Linked DNA regions of Mus musculus: region 2 is linked to region 1. A link is a loop called in an ENCODE intact Hi-C map of the cell type or tissue named here. Cell type or tissue: gastrocnemius. All regions are shown on one strand. Links, peaks and the distances in the headings refer to the core of each region. The heading gives the core; the rest is flanking DNA. Region 1 overlaps Plcb1 (phospholipase C, beta 1). Region 2 overlaps Plcb4 (phospholipase C, beta 4).

Region 1 (10,226 bases), core at 1,517-9,516:
TTTCTTTTTTTTCTTTTTGCCAAATTTTTAATGTTCTCTTTTTTCAAAATACACCAAGGTTTCTATGTGTCCCCTCATATAAATGTGGGTAGATTTGGGATCCCCAGTCTCCCCTTTTCCTACCAGTGTTATAGGCATACAAATCTCACTTGGAGAAAGGATACAAAATGTAAATTATTTAATCATTTTGGCTTGAAACCGTCCACCTGTAAGTACCATAAGAAGTGTTATAGTGACAGCAGAAATCATAAATAGGGCTCTACTCAGAAAACACATACATTGCAGAGTTATTCTCAAGAGCAGGGCCAGGATGGGTCAGCTAGTGCTGCCAATTGTTCCCAAAGAACTTGGAAGGGGTCATTTTAACTTCCAGTTCTTCACATTTTAGAGTTCACAAATGCGACTTAGCCTTAGCTTTGGATAGAGGTTGAAGATGAACTCTTCTAAATGTAAACTCATTTTTCCAAGTCTGAACATCTTTAGACTTGGTAGAAGATGATGTAGAGGGGTGAGATTGGAGAAATACGCTTCTCCAAACTACTTCTTCCCCCAAGTTCTATTCAGCTTCACTTACCACCTCTTTATTAAGACTTTTAGAAGATTGAACCAGAAACAGCACATTCTATAAAATGAGCTGGGAAAGTGTTGGCTTGGCATCAGACACCAGCGAGTTGAGTCTCGGCAATGGGAAGATTGCTAACATGATGGCTGAGGCAATTTTTATACAGACATGTTGCTGACTGCGTTACAGAACTGGTGTGAAGACTGAACTTCTGTTTTAGGAAACTCTTGTTTTCTCCAAAATAATACCTTCCGGTTACCTGGGAGATGACTGTTTCAAAAGATACTATAACCTCTCGCTGTTGCAGGATGAAATGCGTGTGAAAAGTACTATGATTCCATAGGAAATCTTGTTTGGTTTATAATGAATGGGTACTATGATTTGAACGTGATTTGTTTGCTTTGAAACCCATGGAGATCTAATCTCTACTCTGAGATGTTAAGAAGCAGAATAAGGTGAGACATTTAATAGGAGATTAGGGTTCTGCCTTAATGAATGGCTTAATGCACGCATGTGACTAGGAGATTAATGAGTTATCTTAAGGAAACAAAGCAGGGTTGCTATAAAAGCCTGTTCTTAGTCACTCACCATGGGATGCCCTTTGCCACCTTGGAATTCTGCCAGCAAGAAAGTCATCATCTGATGTAGCCTCTGGATCTCAGATCAGAACCATGAGCTGCAATAAATCTCTTACCAGCACAGGTAGCCATTGTATTGTGTTATGAACAACAGAAGTAGATTACAAGAGGGATAATCATCTTTCTACAGTGGCAAGCTCCAGTGGGAACTCTGTATAAATTCTAGGAAAACCCTGTGTCAGGAAACCATAGAGTTCAAGCCAGTGGTGTACTGGCATGTGTTTGACAAGGGGCTTTTCTAGAAAGAAAAAGTGTCCTATTCATAGAGCGTGGTATTTCTCATGGTATAAGTTCTTGTACAATGTCCAACTTTAAACAATCAAATAGATGATTTTGAACAAGGGATAGAAGAAAATACTGTTATAACCACCATACAGATCCTAAATGTTAAAATATAGGTTGATAATGATGAAAACAGGTACCATTTTCTTTTCCCAGTTGAAAATTTAAAGCCTGCTATGTAATAGGCACCTTTTAGCTGAATTAATGAAGGTAAACAATAGACACTGTTCACCCAACTATAGCTTTGTAAAGGAATCATAATTCCCACAGGCCAGAGAACTAAGCAAAGACACCGGACTTTTTATTATCGATGGGTACAAAACTGAAAACAAACTATTTTCATTTTCTCCAGGATGAGAACACCAATGTGCATCATTAAGATATAATTATAGACTCCATCTCTCAGTGGTTAGCTTAGAGGAGCGCTATCGATTCTAATTTATTTTTCTAGGCCATCGAGGCTCCATTGCTCTATCAGTGACCCTATGGACTCATTAAATCTTTCAGCATGATATTTATGCAGCTGTTTAATGAGTCCTCCAACACCTTCAATTCTCTGAATCTCATGCCTATTATTTTAGAGGTAAACGTCTGACTTTAATTAATCATATCCTTCATGGACTCAAAGGAGATCACAGAAAGGTTCCAGAACTTTCTGTTGGTAAAAAAGATTCTTTGTTTCCACATTTAAAGATCTTCAAAGACACACACTGCAGCCCTTAGTGGTCCCTTTAAGTGTTTAGACGTCCTTACTCTCAGAGAAACTCCTTTGTTTCTTGCTTAAATCTTTCTAAATGTAACCCAAAGCACTTGCATTGCCTCTGTTGTCAGTGAAAACAAGCAGGGTGAGAGGTCATACACTCCAGAGAAGCCCATTCCTGCTGTGTGAGTGACACTTTAATACAATCTAGGAGATGATTCTCTTTCAAGATGGCCTTTAGCTTTTCTGGTGTCCATGGAGGTGGGAGGGTGAGGGTGGGTGGGAAACTAGGGTATAATAAATGTAACCTCAAAGGATATATGAAAGCCAATAGCTTAACAAATAAAACTAGGCCCATAGCAAATCCTACACACTATTCCTTCATACACACTAGCCCCTTGTACACATTAGCTCCTAGTACACACCAGCCCCATATACACACTAGTTCCTAGTATGTACTAGCACCTTTCTAGGATACTTCAGAAGAAAGCTTAATTATCAAGGATGTTTATAGAGTACTGGGGATGCAGCAGATTTTACCAAGGAGAGAGTGAGATGCCAAGGGAGCCAAATCCATTTAGTCTCTGGTTTGAAGTCAGTAACTACACACATATGTTAAAGGTGAGTAAAGGCAGGAAGAGTGGTGAGGATGTTCACTGACTCTCTCATACCTCAGGTTCCTCAAGTGTACCCCACAGAGAACAAGAAGACACCACAAGTGACATGGTCGGAACGTCTTGATAACAGTGCACACTGGATAAATGCTATTATTAGGATAAAACCTAATACATTTTATTGTAGGTAGCTGACTTTTAATATACCACATCATAGAGGAGCTGTGTGTTCTATTCTTTGGTGGTCCCTGCTGGCAATGTCTAGAGCATAGCTGACACTTAATAAATACTTGTCATTAACATGAATTTCCCCAAGGCAATATCTTCAGTATTTTTTAGGGAATGGGACTTTCAATAGATCCTTAACTTTTGAAAAGGTTCCTTTTATTCTAATTATGTTAATTATGATTATATGTGAGCGCTGTGCCATTGGAGTCCAGAAGAATATGTCAGATCCTTTGGAGGTAGAGTTCAAGGCGTTTGTGAGCTATTCGACATCATGGATGCTAGGAGCTGAACATGGGTCCTCTGTAAGAAGAGCAGTGAGCTTTCCTAACTGCTGAGCCATCTCTCCAGTTCCTCCTCCCCCTAGGCTTCTTATCTAATGATTTACGTCCACACAAAAGGAACAAGCACTTTACTTAGAAGTTTGCCCAACAGTTATCTTTCACTATTAAAAAGAGACATTATAAGGACCACTCAAAGCCCGGTCTATCTGTTCAGCTCTACCTATTGATCTCCAGCTAATAACTCGCAGTGTACTTTCTCATCAATGATGAAGGTGTGCACTCACAATTTTAAAAACATGAACATCACCTATTGCACACAAGTACTCCTGGGCACCACCTTCTTAATATCACAAGCTGTGTGTACTTCTAGCTTTAATTAATTTGCTCATTTTATAGGTGGTATATGGAAATAGAAATGTTTAGTGAAAAATATAAAAAACATTTTGGGAAAATTAAAATTGGAACAAAAATGACTTTTTATATACTGTTATGTAAGAACAATTTGTCTTTTTTTAAACTATAAAATACTATAATTGGTTTTTTTTTCTGGTTTAGCAGTGAGACCTATTTTTCATGAGCAGTGTGGGGTTGGTTTATTTTTACATCACCCTTTGTCTCTGCGCAGCTAAAGGGAGCAAACTAACAATGTGATTAAAGATTTTTTGGGAAGTCCAGGTATTATGGGAATAATCTTTTAACAGATAAATCATTTTGCCTCTCTGTTTGTTTGGTTGGGCGTTTTGTTGCTGTGTGCCAGCCTGGAAGGTCAGTTGTTATCCTGAAGGGAATGGAGTTGTAAATGAGGCCATCCAAAGCCGAACGGAATACTAGGGCAGAGCATAGCATGCATAGTCCCTATGCATTTGCTTTGAAAATAAAGCTCAAGTCGTGCATTTTTAGGATCACCGTCATTTGTAACTTTTGAGAGAATCCAGAGTTCTACCCATCACATAAACTGTCTCACAATGGCTCTCAATATAAAGCCAGTGAGATGTCTCAGCTGCTAAAGACACTGGCTGCCATAGCAGACCTGAGTTTCATCCCTGGGACTCGCAGAGTAGAAGGAAAGGACCAACTCCTGCCAACAGTCCTTTGACCTCCACACAAGGCTGTGGTACCCTCTTTTCGTGAAAAGAAAGAAACCAATAATCAGCAAAAAAAACCCACAAGAAAGAAGCCTTAACATTTAGATCTAAATGAGGAAGGGTTTCTAAATTCCCCTTGGGGATTGCCTGTACAAGATGGAAACCTGTGTAAGCCAGATTTTCTCTTTCCCAGGAATGAGCTCTATCGCTGGGTCAGGTCAGTACAATCACTAATGAGACGGTGCAGTCAGAATCAGAACCAAGTTCTAACTTTGCCCTCAAATGCACTCTGTCTCTCTCTGTGTGTCTCTCTGTCTGACTGTCATCTCTGTCTCTGTGTCTGTCTGTCTGTCTGTCTCTTTCTCCTTCCCTCTCTCCTTCCCTACCACTCACCAAGAGAAAATAATGATATCAAAGGGGCAAGCTCATGATTAGATAAAAACAAAATTCAAGTTTAGAGGCAGCTTACAGCTTCTTCTGTAGGCTTAAGACAGAATGTAGGCATGTTCTAGAACTGTGGCAGTCACATCACGGTCACAGAAAATGAGGGCCACCTGGTTAGAAAGGCAGATTCATCTACCCAACTAGACCTCTTGGATCAAGATATATGCTCAACAGCATGCCCAAGTAATTCACCAGCCCACTAAGATTTAATCAGCACTGAAAAAAATCTTGCTGTTAAAAAAAGGTTATTTAAATATTTTAAATGTTTCTTAATTTATCAAGTCCCAATTACAGTATTTCTATGGATTATAGTACAATATTTCAGAACAGACACATGGCACATGTGCATAAGGTCAAAATGATTGGTGTACTCATTACTTCAAACATATCATGGTGTGTGTGTGTATTCAAAATCCTTTTTACTAATTACTTTGCATATACAATTAAATATTGTTGTTCAGGATTAACAAGGCTACTGTGCTGTTAAGAAGTTTAACTTTTTTTTTTTTTTTTAATTACAAGGACGTCTCATGTCTCCTCCCAAATCCACACCTGGAATGGCACAGACCTGTTTTCAGATAAGTTTAAAAATACAATAGATTTTTACAACACAACGGCAAGCTAAAGTCCTCTGTTCAAAGTTCACACCTGCAGTTTGCCTCAGCCTCTTGCTGCTGACCCAGCATCCCTGCTGCATGGGTGCGATCTAGTGCTCTTGCTTCTACGAACTCAGGGCTATGCGCTGCCCTCTTAACTCCAAATGCCACCCGATTAAAAAAAATTAACTTTGTAGAATTTTTACAAGGAATAACTATGGTGCAGAGTAGAATGTGTTAAGATTCCCTGGGAGACTGCTCTTGTGCTCTTGGGGTGTGGGCTGTGTGGATAAAGGGGGTTAGTGGGAATCACTGGAAAATACACTTTCAGATTGGGAAAAAGAGATGAAGAGCAAGAAAGAAAACAAAGCAAGTTTAAAAAGGGAAGCTAATTTCGTAAACAGAAGGAAACGGAAGAAAGAGGAGGAAAGAATGGGAGTTTATGTTGGTTGGAAAGAATGCAAAGATAGAAAGAGCAATACCAGAGGGGTACAGGAACAGCCAAGGGAGGCATTCCAGATGTGCTGGAAACTCCCCAGGAAACAGGAGGGACTGTGGAGGAGGGAGGGTGAGGACTAAACAGGCAAGTCCAGGAAGACTGAGCAGGGCATGGCCACACAACCACCCTTCTCTCAAAAGGGCCCTCCCATCCAGTCCTACCTGGCTAGAAGGACGGTGCTCACCACTTGAGAGCTTGAGGGTTGGGGGGAGTAAAGTTGGGGGGAACAGAGGGATCCTCATGGCAACCTTCCGACAAGACTGAGGAGGGGCCTTCCCCCTGTGTGGAGAAAAAGGGAGGCTGTCATTTCTCTGTCAAGGAAATGGCTTTCTGAATCACCTGGTGTTTCAGACTTAGGTCTGGGTGGTCCCTTGCTGTGCCATCTTGGAGTAGCAGTTTAACACCCTCTCCTCCCTCAGCACTGGCAAGGGTAGCATGGGACCCAGCCTGCCAAAACCACAGTGGTTCTGCTCATTGACTTCTTGGCTTTTCCCCATCCTCTCCAGGGATTAGATACTGAATGTGAAGACAATGGTACATATCCCACCATATCAAGAGTCCTGAGAAAAGATGATATTGTTGACAGCTTTTTTTTGGGATGAGTTGACCCAACGAGTTGTTTTAATACTCCATTTTTCATTTGCAAAGAGAGAATGTTTTTAAAGGTAGTTAATTTAAATATCTCTCTATGTAAACAATAACAACAACAAAAGAGTCAAAAATCATTACTGGAACTCCCTTCAGTAGCATCTATGTGGTTACAGAAGCCATGTTGAGATTATGACAGCCCATGAATAAATTGGCATGCAAATTAATGAAATGTTCTATATTAAACAATTACTTTCAAATATTTACTGAATAGGAAGAATGTGGCAGGCATTGTTCTTGGGTATTTAGAGTGCTTAGACATCAGGAAACACAGAGAAAATGGAAGAAGATCTTGTCCCCTTGCAGCTTGTCCCCTACTGGGGAAAGACAATCAGACTTCAGAAGGAAGTCTATGACTGAAGGAGGAGTGCTTCCATACAGTGAAGCACAGAAAAATATAAAGGAAAAAAAGGCCAGAAATGGAAGTCATTGTGGCATACAAATTTCAGATTTTTTTCATCTTCATGTGTTTGGATGTTTTTACCTCAGTGTATGCCTGGATGCCATGTTTGTGCCCATTAACTACAGAGGCTAGAAGAGTGTGCTGGGTTCCCTGGAACTGGGGTTACAGACAGCTGTGGGCTGCCATGTGGCTGATGAGATTTAAACTTGGGTCCTCTGGAAAAGCAACAAATGTTCTTAACAATCTCTCCAATCCTGGCAGGCTCAAATGTAAACAGAGTGATCACTCAAAGCCTCCTCAAGATCAGTGATTTGACAGAGACTTGAAATACAGAAGGAGTTGTTCATTAAACACTTGGGGTATGAGGAAACAATCTGTACAGGAGCCAAGGGTGGGATAGGCTGTTGGTTGGGGGTGCAGCGAAAAGGTCAGTATAGCCTAAGCAATGGTAGATCCATGCAGACAGAAAGAAAGGGTCCAGAATGAAAGGGCTGGATCTCGTGAACCTCTACTGTAAGAGAGACAGAGGCCATCAAAAAGGCCTTGGACAAAGAAGTGACTCTATTTAATGATCGACTTTTGCTGCCAAGATAGGACTAGGCTATGTCCTTTTGCACAGCTCTAGAGAAACCATTTTAAAATCCAAGCGACATGGCTGTGCTGCCTTTAGCCAAGGCAAGCAGACTGAACTTTTACTTGATGTCTTAATACATTATGCTCCCAGCAAATCCTAGGGGTCTCTGATTCCATCTAAATCAAAGAGTGGTTAAGTGAAATGCAGTTTGACCCTTTCAGTTAGAAATTCCAAAACTTCCTTGCCAGATTCTGAGATTCAACTAATGATAAGAAACACAGACGACTTGTGTCAACTGATTTTTGCTTACATAAGGTGTATGAATAGGACTCCCATGGTTGACTGGCTATGCCAATGCTTTTGAGATATAACCCAAGAGATAGAGAAAGTAGCTTAGTGTTAGCTGCTGCTTTCCTGTGTAGAACAGAAGTTTCTGCAGTTTTCTCAGCACAGAGCCATATACTGGCACTTTTAGGAAAACCTTTCAGCCCCCATATTTGATTTACCAAGGACTTGAAGACTTAAGCTCTACTGTCTTTGGATAAATAGTTATATGTCTTTCTTGATTTGAATCTCACCATATTCCCCTTCAAAGGCCAAAGGCTTGAGTAAAATAATACAATGGTTTTCAGATTATCAATTATACCTTTATATATTTTGCTTTAAAGATGTTTATAATGTGTGTATTGATATCGTTAATTGTCTCTTTTAGCACAAAGAAGGATTTGAAAGTTAGACATGTAGTGAGAATTTAAGATCCAGTTAGTAGTAGGAAAATGCAGGCAAATCATGTACCATGTCATGGACGCAGGACAGGAAACGGAGAGAAATCCCCAAGCTCCCATCCCTGAGTATACGGGGGTTTTGTTTGTGCGTATGACAGTGGGAACAAGGAAGCCATCAGTAAGCTCTCAATGCTAAACTGGTGTTTACCGAGCAGACTTAGAACCCTAACTCAAGACCATCTACTTAGCAGCTAGAGTGTATTCCTTCTGGAGCCTCTGCCTTCTGTCCAGTATAACTGACTGCATATTCCCACGTCACCTTGTTTCTAGGAAGGGAAAATCCAGAAAAAAAAAGATAGAAAGCAAGCAAAGATTTAAACCTGAGTGAGTGAGTAGGGTAGAGTCAATGCATTAGACAGAGAGTGAGAAGAAAAAAAAAATACTATCTACAAGGAAGCACAGAACAAAAGGAGGGAAACAAAAAACCCTAAAGTTAAGGGAAAAAAGTAGAGTAAGAGTGTATTTGGCCTGAGAACGCACACATTTATAACACATGCAGGCATGTGTAATACACAAGTGTACACACACACACACATACACACTTGCACACAGAGTAAAATCCCGGAAGTTAAGAAATACATTGGAAAGTAGGACCCATTGTTTGCTACCCTGGCGGCTGAGAGTTCTGGCAGAAGAGATGAAGTTATCTGCCTGACCATTTCAAACACACAGATACATTTTAGGGTTGTCTGTCTGCTCATTTTAAACACACAGATAGATTTTAGAGTTATCTGTCTGGCCACTTCAAACACACAGACACATTATAGAGTTATTTGTCTGGCTACTTCAAACACACAGACACATTAAACAGTTATCTCTCTGGCCATTTCAAACACAGAACCATTAGAGTTATCTCTCTGGCCATTTCAAATCACAGATACATTACAGAGTTATCTTTCAGGCCATTTCAGTTACCCAAATACATTAGAATTATCTGTCTGACCATTGTAAACACACAGATACATTATAGAGTTATCTGTCTGGCCATTTTAAACACATAGATACATTATAGAAACAGTGTATAAGATACAAAAAGAAACCCAAAAACTATAAATGAGGTCAAAGGGAAGAAATACAAATTATGTCTAAAGAACTACACTAACTGATGCAGGAAGGCGGCAGAATTTTATCCCCAATGTATTACCAGAAAGTAACTGCCAACATAATATTCTATATCCAGAGAAGGTGTCATCACAGAGGGAAGACGATGTGGATTTTTGTCCACATTTTCAAGATTGGTTGATTGATTGCATGATTTTTTTATATGAGTTCGCTGTAGCTTTCTTGAGACATGCCAGAAGACAATATCAGATCCCATTATAGATGGAGTGAGCCATCAGATGGTTGCTGGGAATTGAACTCAAGACTTGTGGAAGAGCAGTTAGTGCTCTTAACTGCTGAGTCATCTCTCTAGCACCTTTGTTCAGATTTTATGTTTAATGTTCAGAAAGGAAGGCTGCATTCGACTGTGTGAATAAACTGAATGAATGCCAATGACACAGAGTGCGTTAGTCTCTTGCCTGTCTTAGGAGTTAAAAAGTCCTTATGGGGATCACACGACATTACCTTTTTCAATGTCTTCAGTAAGGACATCTAAAACCAAGGGACATAGTGTAAAATTAGAAAGATACTTCATTAGAGGCACTGAAGGAACCTCTCCTCATGTAGTTTTATTGTATTTTAGAGTATTGGCCAGAGATTTTTGAAGCTCTTTTATAAAAAATTTGTTCTAAGTTTAAAAAGTCTCCACAACCACCACAGGTCTCAAAAATAAGTTGAGATTGGACAAAGAGAAACGAAAATGGTCCCAAATTCCCTGGTATCTCCCCGAAGGAAAGCAACATGTCTCAGTTTTATGGTCAAGAAATGAAAGAATAACCATATTTT
Region 2 (10,226 bases), core at 1,501-9,500, 560 kb before region 1:
CATTTTTGGTATCTGAACCAGCAAGTCTGCTATTTCTGTCATGCCAGCCCCGCCTGAGACAGTACTGCTGAGTACTTTGTGGAGCACAGCAGCATCCTGAGTCTTAGTGGGCATCTGCTCTCTCATGGCACTCAGGATTCCCTGTCATCAGAAATGATAACATTTCTTTGACTTTTCTCCCAGACAAATAATCTCCTATCCTTCTGCCATCAAACCTTTGTACCTGCATCTCTGTCCATCATCCTCACAAAGCAGGCGTCCCTACTTCACTAACGACCACACCCTGACATTGCTATGATCTCGTCTAGTCTCACCACACCAGTGGCTTTCTTTCCAGAGCAGGAGACATCAGCCAGGTTGAAAAGAGCATCCGTTCCACATCTCACATCTCGGATATCAGCGCACTTGATTCTTCCAGTTCAAGACGGAAACAATTCCTCATCCTCTCTGCCTGTCTGTCCCGCCACTTCCTTTCCTCCAAGTGCTCTCCCAAAACTTCCCTATCCCACTGACCTCCATGCTACTAACCTAGTGGACACAGGTCTTCTTATCCAAAGCCCCTAACTGTCCTGTTCTCTTCGGTGTGGCTGCTGGCAAAGCCTTTGCTCTTTCCTCCTGGCTCCTCTCCCGTGAGCCCTCTATGGATTAGGGCTCCACACGGGCCTTCTTTTCTACCTCTCGTGAGTCATCTAAGCAATTCCCACGACTTCAAACATTATCTCTCGAACTCACTGCTCTTGCTCAACCTCCTTTCTACACACCAGTGCTGTTGTATGAGTGCTGACGACCGTGATAATGAGGATGAAAGTAATGAGAGCATAGCAGACCTGCTACTATACAGCGGCTGCCGTGTGGACGGCGCCGATGTAAGCTCTTTTGCTCTGTGATGAGAACCTGATGAAACAGACATTATGACCTTCGTTTTCAAGATGGGGAAGCAAAATCGGGGAGAGGTTAAATAACTTACCCAAGGTTAGATAGAACAAGAGGTCAGGGATCAATGTCCCTCCTCGGAACGTCCACTGGAACAGCTTACAGACCTCTCCAGTTGCCTGTCTCACTGGAAACTTCAGAGTCCTTTCTCATTGTTTCCCACCCCAGTCAACAGTACCACTGCCTACCCTGCTCCTCCAACAAGGATTCCAGGAGGTTACCTTGTTTCTCCTTACCTTCACGAAGTTCAGTCCATCATCGGGAAACTGTACCATTGCCTGTGCCCTTGCTATGCCTTGGACTCTTCTATCTCCTCCCTCTTTACTCTCTAACCACCAGGGCTGCTTCTGACCAGTTAAAAGCCCACTCTCACTGTTTTCCACACTTTTGCCTTTACTTTCCTCTAGGTGAGAGGCCACAAAGGGCCCGCCACAGTCTTCTATGATACCCTCTCCCCACTTAGTTTTATGTGAAACAGGTCATGTTACACCCTCATTTTTAATTTCTCATAGAAACTTCTCAATTACCTCATTTCCACCTGACACATATCACCTTGCTTCACCCTTCAATCATCCCATCTGCTCCACTCACGCCATCTCTGCTCTTACTGCGGTCCTGTGGTATGAAATGTTATTCTCTGTTTCTCTGCATAGTGAGTCCCTCTCTTCCTTATTCCAGTCGCCCTGTTCTCTCCTGGTCTCCACTTTAGCACTCATTTTTATTGTCATAATAGTTCGAGCCACAATTGAATTATAGGCTTCCTTGACTCTTTTACTCCGTGTTTCCCATCTGTTCTCCTGAACTGTAGGAGACCCGTAGAAGCTAACAAAAGGCAAAATGAAAGTGCATCCTAAGCTGGGCCTGACAAGTTCTAGGAACCCAATGACAACTTTCCTTGGCTGAATGGCTGGACTTTTTCATCCTTTTGCTAGGCGGATGCTTTTCTTGCCAGCTGGACCAGCTCTGTACCGAGGCTTCACCTGACACATCCAGAAGGCAGTTTCCTAATGATGCCAGCAGGGTAACCTTTGGCCCTGCGATACTGCGTCTCTCCTTGTCAGCTCTACTACTATAAACGGTGATATTTAAAAGTACCTGCCCAATTGGGTAGTGACCCTTAGAGGGTACAATTAATGAGTAATTTATAGGTCCTCTGAAACTTAATATTGTGAGAGTGTCAAATTCTGGTCCCACAGCAGAGAATTTTGTCCTATATAATTAAGAGAAAAACACAATACCTGGTTCTCTTGTTGTCACAGCCCCAAATTTCCCACAATAACTGCCACCCCTTAAAAACCATTTAAGAATGGGAATACAATGCCTCAGACCTTCTTGACGCTGTTTGCAACCGCTTCCTTGTGACTGTAGTCATCGGCAGAAAGTTCATTTCCAAATTTGTATTCAGGGTGGGCTTCTTCCTCTTGATCAGCTGCTTAACAGATAGAAAGAAAATTCATGAGGCTAAATAAGACCCTGCCCATAACCTTAAGAGAACTCGAGAGAAGGTTCATATGACCTACGCACATAACCAGGACCGGGAGACCACGCACCACCTCTACAGTGTCTGTTTCATACACAGTTGATTATCTTGAATTTGAAAGTCAAAAAACCAGAGTGTTCCAAAATCCTAAGCTGTGTGATCATTGTGGTAACAAACAAGGAGTTTCAGATTTCACGGTATTTTGGATATCACATTTTTGTATTAGGGATACTCAATTGGTAATCTATGAAATAGCTAGGAATCAGAAAATGTGAGCTTGGGGGTAAGAGCAGTCACCCAGAAGCCTGGTTTTCCAGGGCTCAGCAGGGTGGGCCACAGATTATGAAATTAAAAAAATTAAATGTAGAAAAATCTTGAGATCAGAACTACTTCTCCGGCCAAGTATTTTGGATAATGGGTACCTGCATAAGTAGTCTAACCTGATTATTTAGGCGTAAACCGTATATTCCTGGTAGATACTTAGTAACTAGGACTTATACAGAGTATCTGAATATATGTTAGCATTTCCTGAGCACACACAAGTCCATAGAGCACTCACAGTTATATTTAACTTTGCTACTAAATGCCGGATGCCTCACACTGTCTTATAACTAAGGGATTGTGTACAAACTACCGGATATCTTTAAGCTTCAGGGGCACTGGAGAATGAGAGCGCTTATTTTCTTAATATATATATATATATATATATATTATTCTTAAATATTTTGTATTTTTTTTAAATCTGAAAAATCTAATGGTTACATATTATACATCCAAAGATAGCTGAACTGATATCTGATCTGCCACTCACTGCGTCGATGAACAAAATAGAGATGAAGTGTTCATAGTTCTTAAATAACGTAACAGCTCCTACTTCCTGCATCTAGGGCCCGGGTTCTTGGATGGTATAACTTAGCAAATGTTGTGAGATGCTGAAATTACACAGAGGCCACAGGGGATGCTCTGCTACAATGACCCAGCTGAGCTCCACAGATGGTTAAACTAGAGAGCAATCTTGTCTAAATTGTCTACAAATCTTAAAAAGATGCCGACTCCAGATGTCCACCTGCTAGCAACTGTATTAAAAAAAAACTCAAGAACTAGCCAAATAAACCCCAGTTGCTCACAAAATCCTGAGAGGTAATTATAAATCACCACAGATTTCTGCCTCCAAATGTGGATGGTGCATTATGTAATAAGGCACAAACATTATAGGAACTAACTGAATAATACCAGAGATCTTTGGTCATTTAGATCCCACTAGGCACAGAGAAACACAAGGAAGCCAAACGCTATGGTTTTTTCTCTGAGATTGAAGTTAAACCCTATGGAAACTTGGCTTGTTTCTTAATGGAATCTCTCCCACAGTGAGGGTCTTCAATAAGAGACAGTGAGTAAAATTAGGTAACTCTCATAGCTTTTGGGTTTCACCTATGTACCTAGTCTAAAATCAGACATAGTCCATATGTGTGAGTAATAAGAAAATTTCTACAAGTAATTAGTCTTAAGTCAGTCTGTGCACCATGGTTCCATAAAGCAATGCAAGTTCCAATCACCTGGCCAGGTAATTCTCAGGATACATGGCCAGGAGATCACGATCTGAAAACATCCCCAAACTTTCAAATGGCCCACTTGTGACTATTATTACTAAGTAGTATATTATTATTTTTCAGTGCAGAGAACCGAACCGAGGGCTTTGCTCAGACTAGGCAAATATGCTATCGCGTTACAACCCCAGCACCAATTTTAAACAGCACATCATGGCTGGCTATATTGAGAGGCTAAATAGGTGATGGTCAATATTCATATTTTCAGTAAGGCTTCCAGGGACCCTGGTTGAGAAGGCCTCATGCAGGTTAAACCTGTGCTATATCACTGAGCTACACCCAGGCTTAACAAAATTGCAATATAGGCTTTGACTCTCAAGTTCACTTTATGAGCATCAGTCAATCACTTCACTCGCTTCTCTTATCACATGTCTTATTACTATCAGTAACAAAACTGACATTCATGTTTTTCTTTACAAAACATAAAGGATTATAGAGTGGACCTTTCAAAAATTCTCTTCAACTCCTGCCTAATACAGCAAGTGATTAAAGGCCGAGTCTCTGACTGGAAATCTTTTCTGAAGGGCTCAGTTCACAATGGGAAGGGAGACAGCTAAGCCACTAACATCCAGTGCTCAGATAAAATGGAAATAACAGTATCTATAAAAATGCCATTCCCTCAAAAGATGAAGTACTCCTAAATATTTAGCAAGATAAAGTCATTGCTAGTCAAAGGAGTTTGTTAAGAGAGATTAATGTTTTTCTTATTTCCAATATAACCCTTTTAAAAACTTGTACCTTAAAATGACATCTCATAACTCTTTGTGTGTGCAGAAGTGTGTATGTGTGTGTGTGTGTGTGTGTGTGTGTGTAGGAGTGTGTATGTGTTCAGGAATGTGTGTGTGTATGAGTGTGTGTGCGGGGAGTGTGAGTGTGTGTACGTGTCTGTGCAGGAGTGTGTGTGTGTGTGTGTGTGTATGAGTGTGTGTGCGGGGAGTGAGTGAGTGTGTGTGTGTGTGTGTGTGTGTGTGTGTGTGTGTGTGTGATGTCTGTGGCATACGTTTATGTGTGCCAATGAGAGTATGTGAAAGACAGTGAGTATATGTCCACAGTGCACACATGGAGATCAGAGGACAACCTTGGTTGTCAGGCATCACCTCCCATCTTGTTTTGAGGCTGGCTCTCATGGTGGTTTCTAGTGCTTTTGCCAAACTAGCTGGCTCATGGACTTAAAGAAATTCTTCTATCTCCTCCTCCCATCTTCACGGGCATTGCAGGTGTTCGTGTTAAGCATGTGGATTCTGGGTATTCAGATTATAATCTGCACGCCTGCACGGCGAGCATTTTACCCATGCAGCCTTCTTCCCCGGCCCCACAACTCACCACTTTCTATTTCCTCTTCATTGTCGTCTTCCAAGATGCTAGCTGGGGCGGCTGACTCTCCAGCTTCCATCATGCTTTTCAAAGCTTCAAGCTGTTCTGTAAGTATCATCACACACGGAGATGAGAACAGATGCTAGATCGCTTAGGAAGTGTGAGAAACTCTCTGTCTTCCCCTTCCGTCTTTAGGGGCATCACGGGTGTTCAGGTTAAGCGTGTGGATTCTCGTTGATCAGACTCAGATCCTCACGCATGCACGGTGAGCGTTTAACCCTGGAGCCGCTTCCCCGGCCTTACAACACTGAGATGTTTCCAATGTGAGCGTAAATTAATTTATCTTTTATGAACAAAACCGTGGCAATGTATGTAGCAGTACAAACCCTTTTTCCTTCTGTATTTTTTGCACGTAAACACATGGAGGGTTTCCACTGAATGGACCAGTTGTAAGAACTAAGGATTAATGGGAATGTAGTGGAATAACGCTGGAAGATAAATGTACTATCTGCATTCCACCATTCCTTTCCCAAATCTGTTCTAAATCAGATTTCATCTAGACAGCCGAACTGCTCAAAAGCCACATGTGCAACTGACTTACTCTTTTCAACTTCAGGCTTCAGCCTCTTATTCTTGATGAGTATTTTTCTTTTGAGGTCATTAGGAGACGGCAAGGGCCTTCCTGGTTCAAGCTAGAGATATATAGAAAGAGCTCAGTTAGGTAGGGACTTCATGCTCGATTCCGGAGCGGAAGAGCCCCAGGGGCCGGGAGTCATACCAGCCAGCATCCACTAGATGGCAGTGTGCACAGCTCTGCTTCTGCCCAATGCTCATTAGCTCACTGAATTCAACTTTAATTTAAACAATGCTGTAAAGCTGGAGCACCCCCAGTCTTCTGGGGTATACAGATGGATCCAAGCTCCCTAGTAGAGTAGGGTCTGACCTGAGAGGGGCTGGGGGTGGCAGTCCTGCTGTATGGTGGGCTTTTCACATCTCAGGTCCATCATAAAGCACTTGAATGGCCTCAGATCGCCCCTGCGTCTGCAGCAGGTCACAGACTAAGCCTCTCTTCTCACCAGACTGACGTGGGATTTTTATGGGTTCTCTAAACATGGGAGAGTTTTGAATGGCTAGAATCTGAACTTCGCTGTGGTGTCATGTTTGTACTTTACAGGAAGTTAAGTCTGTTTAGGTCATTTTCTGTGATCAGTGGGACTGGCCTCTGTCTACCTATTCACTCCCCATCCACCCAGCTATTAGCCACACGCTCTTACCTATGCATCTTTCCACACAACCATTTATCTCACAACTCATTACTTTACCCTATGTTTCAGAAGCAAGTCTATGCATTGACTTCTTAGGACTTTTAACTGACGGCTGCCTGCTGCAGGCTGCCTGGTGGCACTGGTCCCTTCCCTGGGAATGTGTACGTCCCTTCACAAAAAAAAAAAAATCACACTTACAAGGGGAAACAAAATAGTCATAGGAGGCAGAGGGACGGAGGGAACTGGGTGGGAGAGAGGGATGGGTGGTTAGGATCAGGTGTAGTGAGAGATAGGAGAGAGGCCAGAGAATAAATGGAAATGGGATGTCTAGGAAGTCCTAGAGACCTGGGATAGTAGTCAATGCTGGTGACCTTAGCTGAGATGCCTAACAGTGGGGATATGGAACCTGAAGAGGCCTGGAGGACCCCCCAGTGGAGGGATAAGGACACCAACTAATCCAGAAAACTTTTGACCCAAAATTTGTCCTGTCTAAAAGAAATGCAAGGATGGAGCAGAAACCAAAGGAAAGGCCAACCAATAACTGGCTCAACTTAAAACCCATCCTATGGGCAAGAACCAGCTCCTGACACTATTAATGACACTCTGTTATCCTTGTAGACAGGAGTCTAGCATAATTGTCCTCTGGGAGGCTTTACCCAGCTGAAAGAGATGCAGATACCAACAGCCAAGCATTACACAAAGGTCAGGGACACTTATGGGAGAGTTGGGGTTAAGGACTGAAGGCCCTGAAGGGGATGCAAACCCTACAGAGTCAGCAAACCTGGCCCCCTGTGAGCTCTCAGAGTCTGAGCCACCAACCAAAGAACATTCAGTCTTCATGGCTGCCTGGTCTGGCCTCAGTGGCAGATGATGTGTCTAATCTGGCAGAGACTTCCAGGGTTGGGGGGTACCCAGCGGGTCCCACCTTCTCAGAGGAGAAGGGAAGGGACTCTGTGAGGGAGGGACCTGGGGGATGAGCAGCATTTGGGATGCACATTAATTATTTAGTTAATTAAGACAAACACAATGGCCTTTGCAAATATCAAGTCTCCTCTCTTACCCAAGAGAACAGAAGGCTAAGGAAACCACAGCAATAAAATAAATCAAGGATGCTTCTTTGGACAGAATCCCTCAGAGTCATCTTCCTAGACAAGAACTAACACATCACAAGTTTAAGCCGGTTCCTGCACAGGTCAACAGAGAGGTGGAGAAGCAAGAGAAAGGAGGAGACGGCCAGTGAAGGATGTAATTCAGATGTTATCACTGGGGCACCCCAGGGTGGCAAACAGGGAATCTAGCTGGGGATCCCAAGGGTCAGAAGAGAACAGGTGCTCAGAAATAGCCCTTAGGAACACCGAGTGAGGGGATTTGTGGGGGAGTTCATTCTCAGACCCCGTCCGGCCTGTCTCTCATGTGATCGGAGCCTGACCACTGACTAGAGGTCATATTCCACAGAGAGCCATAGGCACTGGCAGCCAACAGTCAGGCCAAGTGTGGAGGAAAGAGGGAGTGCGGGGAGTGCAGCTGCCCCAGTGCTTCAGCAGGCAGCAGAGAGCAAAGGATGCAGCCTGGCCTCCATGCGCTTTCTGCTGCCACACACACCTTTGGGAAAAATCCACGGTTAGAGCAGCCAAGTCATTCACGTAGCAAACACCCTCTTGTCATGCATGGACTTTCCTGCCCCTCTCCTTTTGTCGAATGCTACCATAGTCACAGGAAGGCTGAACAGCCTAATAGAGCACTTTAATTTTAGCAAGCCTTGCTTCTCGTAACACCTTGCCACAGTGCATCTCATCCTCTTGGATGTTAGGGATCCTGACAGAAATCCAAGGAATTCTCTGGAACGCTTACAAATGCATTCAGACTCCATAAAGCCCTCCTATGGACCACGGACTTTAATAACAAGTGCTTAATGAACAACCTGGCAGGTATATAATGAAGTTCAAAAACGGTCATGTGACTTTGCCTGAGTATTTACTTTGGAGTTGGGAACTTGACCTCTGTGTCTTAGGACATCAGTCTGGAGCTTTTCCCACAGCGACGGGCTCCCATGAGTGTTGAACCCTGGGCACACATTTGTTCACCTGGAGGACTTAAATCATGCACCTGCTTATGACCCTGGGTCAATCAGAACCGAACCGGTGTAGGTGGGGCCCTAGTGCAGGTGCTTTTACGGGTATCTGAAGTGACTCAGAATGCAATGGACACTGGGACGCACGGAGGGGCCTGGACTCTTGGCTTGGAAGCTTTATGAAACATAAAACACGAGGTCCTGAGAGCAGCCGGATTAAACCAAGTCAGATGTTTACTTTGTGTTCCTCTCTACATCCCTCTGAAGCACGATAAAAGCTTTTTGTACCAGAGAATCTAAATAAATATGAAAATCCTTAGTATTCAGCCTCCAGTGCTACTTGACCCCTGAAAAACACATTTCAAAACAAATCCATTCATGCTGGAACTCTGGTTTGCTAAAAATACGTACTGGATGCGACTCAAGTGCTTGTTTCAACAGGAGATCCCCAAATAGATCTTCACAATACTTGGACATCTTGTACTGTTGATATTTGCTGGGGAGAAAGAAGTGGCATTTGTAAACTCAAGTGTCCATTAGCTCTCCAAGAAAGAGAGACATCCATTCTGACAACTAGACTCCTCTGCTTTACAAAGTGCAGGGCTGTCTTTATAGCATTAACTGGAGCTATACTTGTAATACAGTGTACAGACTTTAATTGGTACAACTTTAAATTTAAAAAAAAAAAAAGCCTAAGGATGCATTCCAAGTTATTGCCAAATTTTCCATCTCAAAGGAACTTTAGACTAGGTGTCCCCTAATTTCTGGCCTTTTGTTCAGGGAAAGCATTACTGAGTCACATGAAGATGACTTCTTGGTAGACAGGGTGGGAATGACTGTGTCCTCACTGGAGGGTGACTTGCGACTTAGCACATCGGACAGCAAACTACTCAGTTAGTTAAAAGAAATAATGAACAGCAGGACGAAGAGTGAGGGATCTGAAACACCACCAAGGAGGGACGTGGAAAAGAAGGAGCCTTTATACCTGCAGTGGTTTTCGAAGGAGAGAATGACAGGGTATTCTGATGTGACAAACGCCGTTTCCTTGATGGCCTGGATTACATCCTTTAACGACAAAGAGTGTTTATGAAAGAAAAGAGCAGACAGACTTAAGGCACCTGACACCGTTCACAGCCCACTAACTGAGCGTTTCAGAAAGTCAGCTTTAACAGTTCTGACCTGGAGAACACGTCTGCCTAGACACCCCTCCTGGGGGGACTCAAGAGGTTTAGGACATTGCTTTTCAGTCAAAGCTCTCTTCTATTTCTCCAGTGCTATTTATTAAGTGACATTACTTGAGTGGCCTGCTGGTTCTCACTTGACAATGCGCAGAGCCAGGGACTCTGGCTCCTCTTGCCCCCTTTTGTGTAGCACTTTGAATGCAGAGCCTTGAAGGATGTGCTCAACCACAAAGCCACGCCATTGGCCCGCATCACTCTCCTCGAGGCGAGCGTAAGCTTTGTACAGGCATTTTCATGACAGTCTATTCTTCAACTCACTCTTCTGGAGAAATGTGCTGGTAGTAACACAAGGATTTCTGGAAGCTTCTAACTGTC

What was found. Peaks named below come from ENCODE experiments on the same cell type or tissue, not always from the same donor. Only the 100,000 strongest peaks of a DNase experiment are listed, where the experiment ranks them.
Region 2: it touches region 1 in a loop (2.4-fold over the local background); 15 of 42 quality-filtered maps call a loop at or near these places.

Annotation. Positions count from the first base shown.
Region 1 is chr2:135,395,231-135,405,456 of GRCm38, reverse strand. The region is part of intron 31 of Plcb1 (phospholipase C, beta 1); the gene reads right to left. Among named protein-coding and RNA genes, the nearest start is that of Gm31993, 140 kb to the left of the region's middle. In gastrocnemius, for the core only: no CTCF peak of the experiment used is centred there; a DNase peak (open chromatin) is centred at 6,346.
Region 2 is chr2:135,953,855-135,964,080 of GRCm38, reverse strand. It overlaps Plcb4 (phospholipase C, beta 4), which reads right to left. Exons shown (of 39, transcript NM_001355153.1): 16 at 9,656-9,735; 17 at 9,082-9,166; 18 at 5,936-6,026; 19 at 5,344-5,439; 20 at 2,262-2,362. Among named protein-coding and RNA genes, the nearest start is that of Lamp5, 99 kb to the left of the region's middle. In gastrocnemius, for the core only: a CTCF peak has its summit at 6,128 (motif pointing right); DNase peaks (open chromatin) are centred at 6,135 and 8,093; H3K27ac peaks cover 2,314 bases.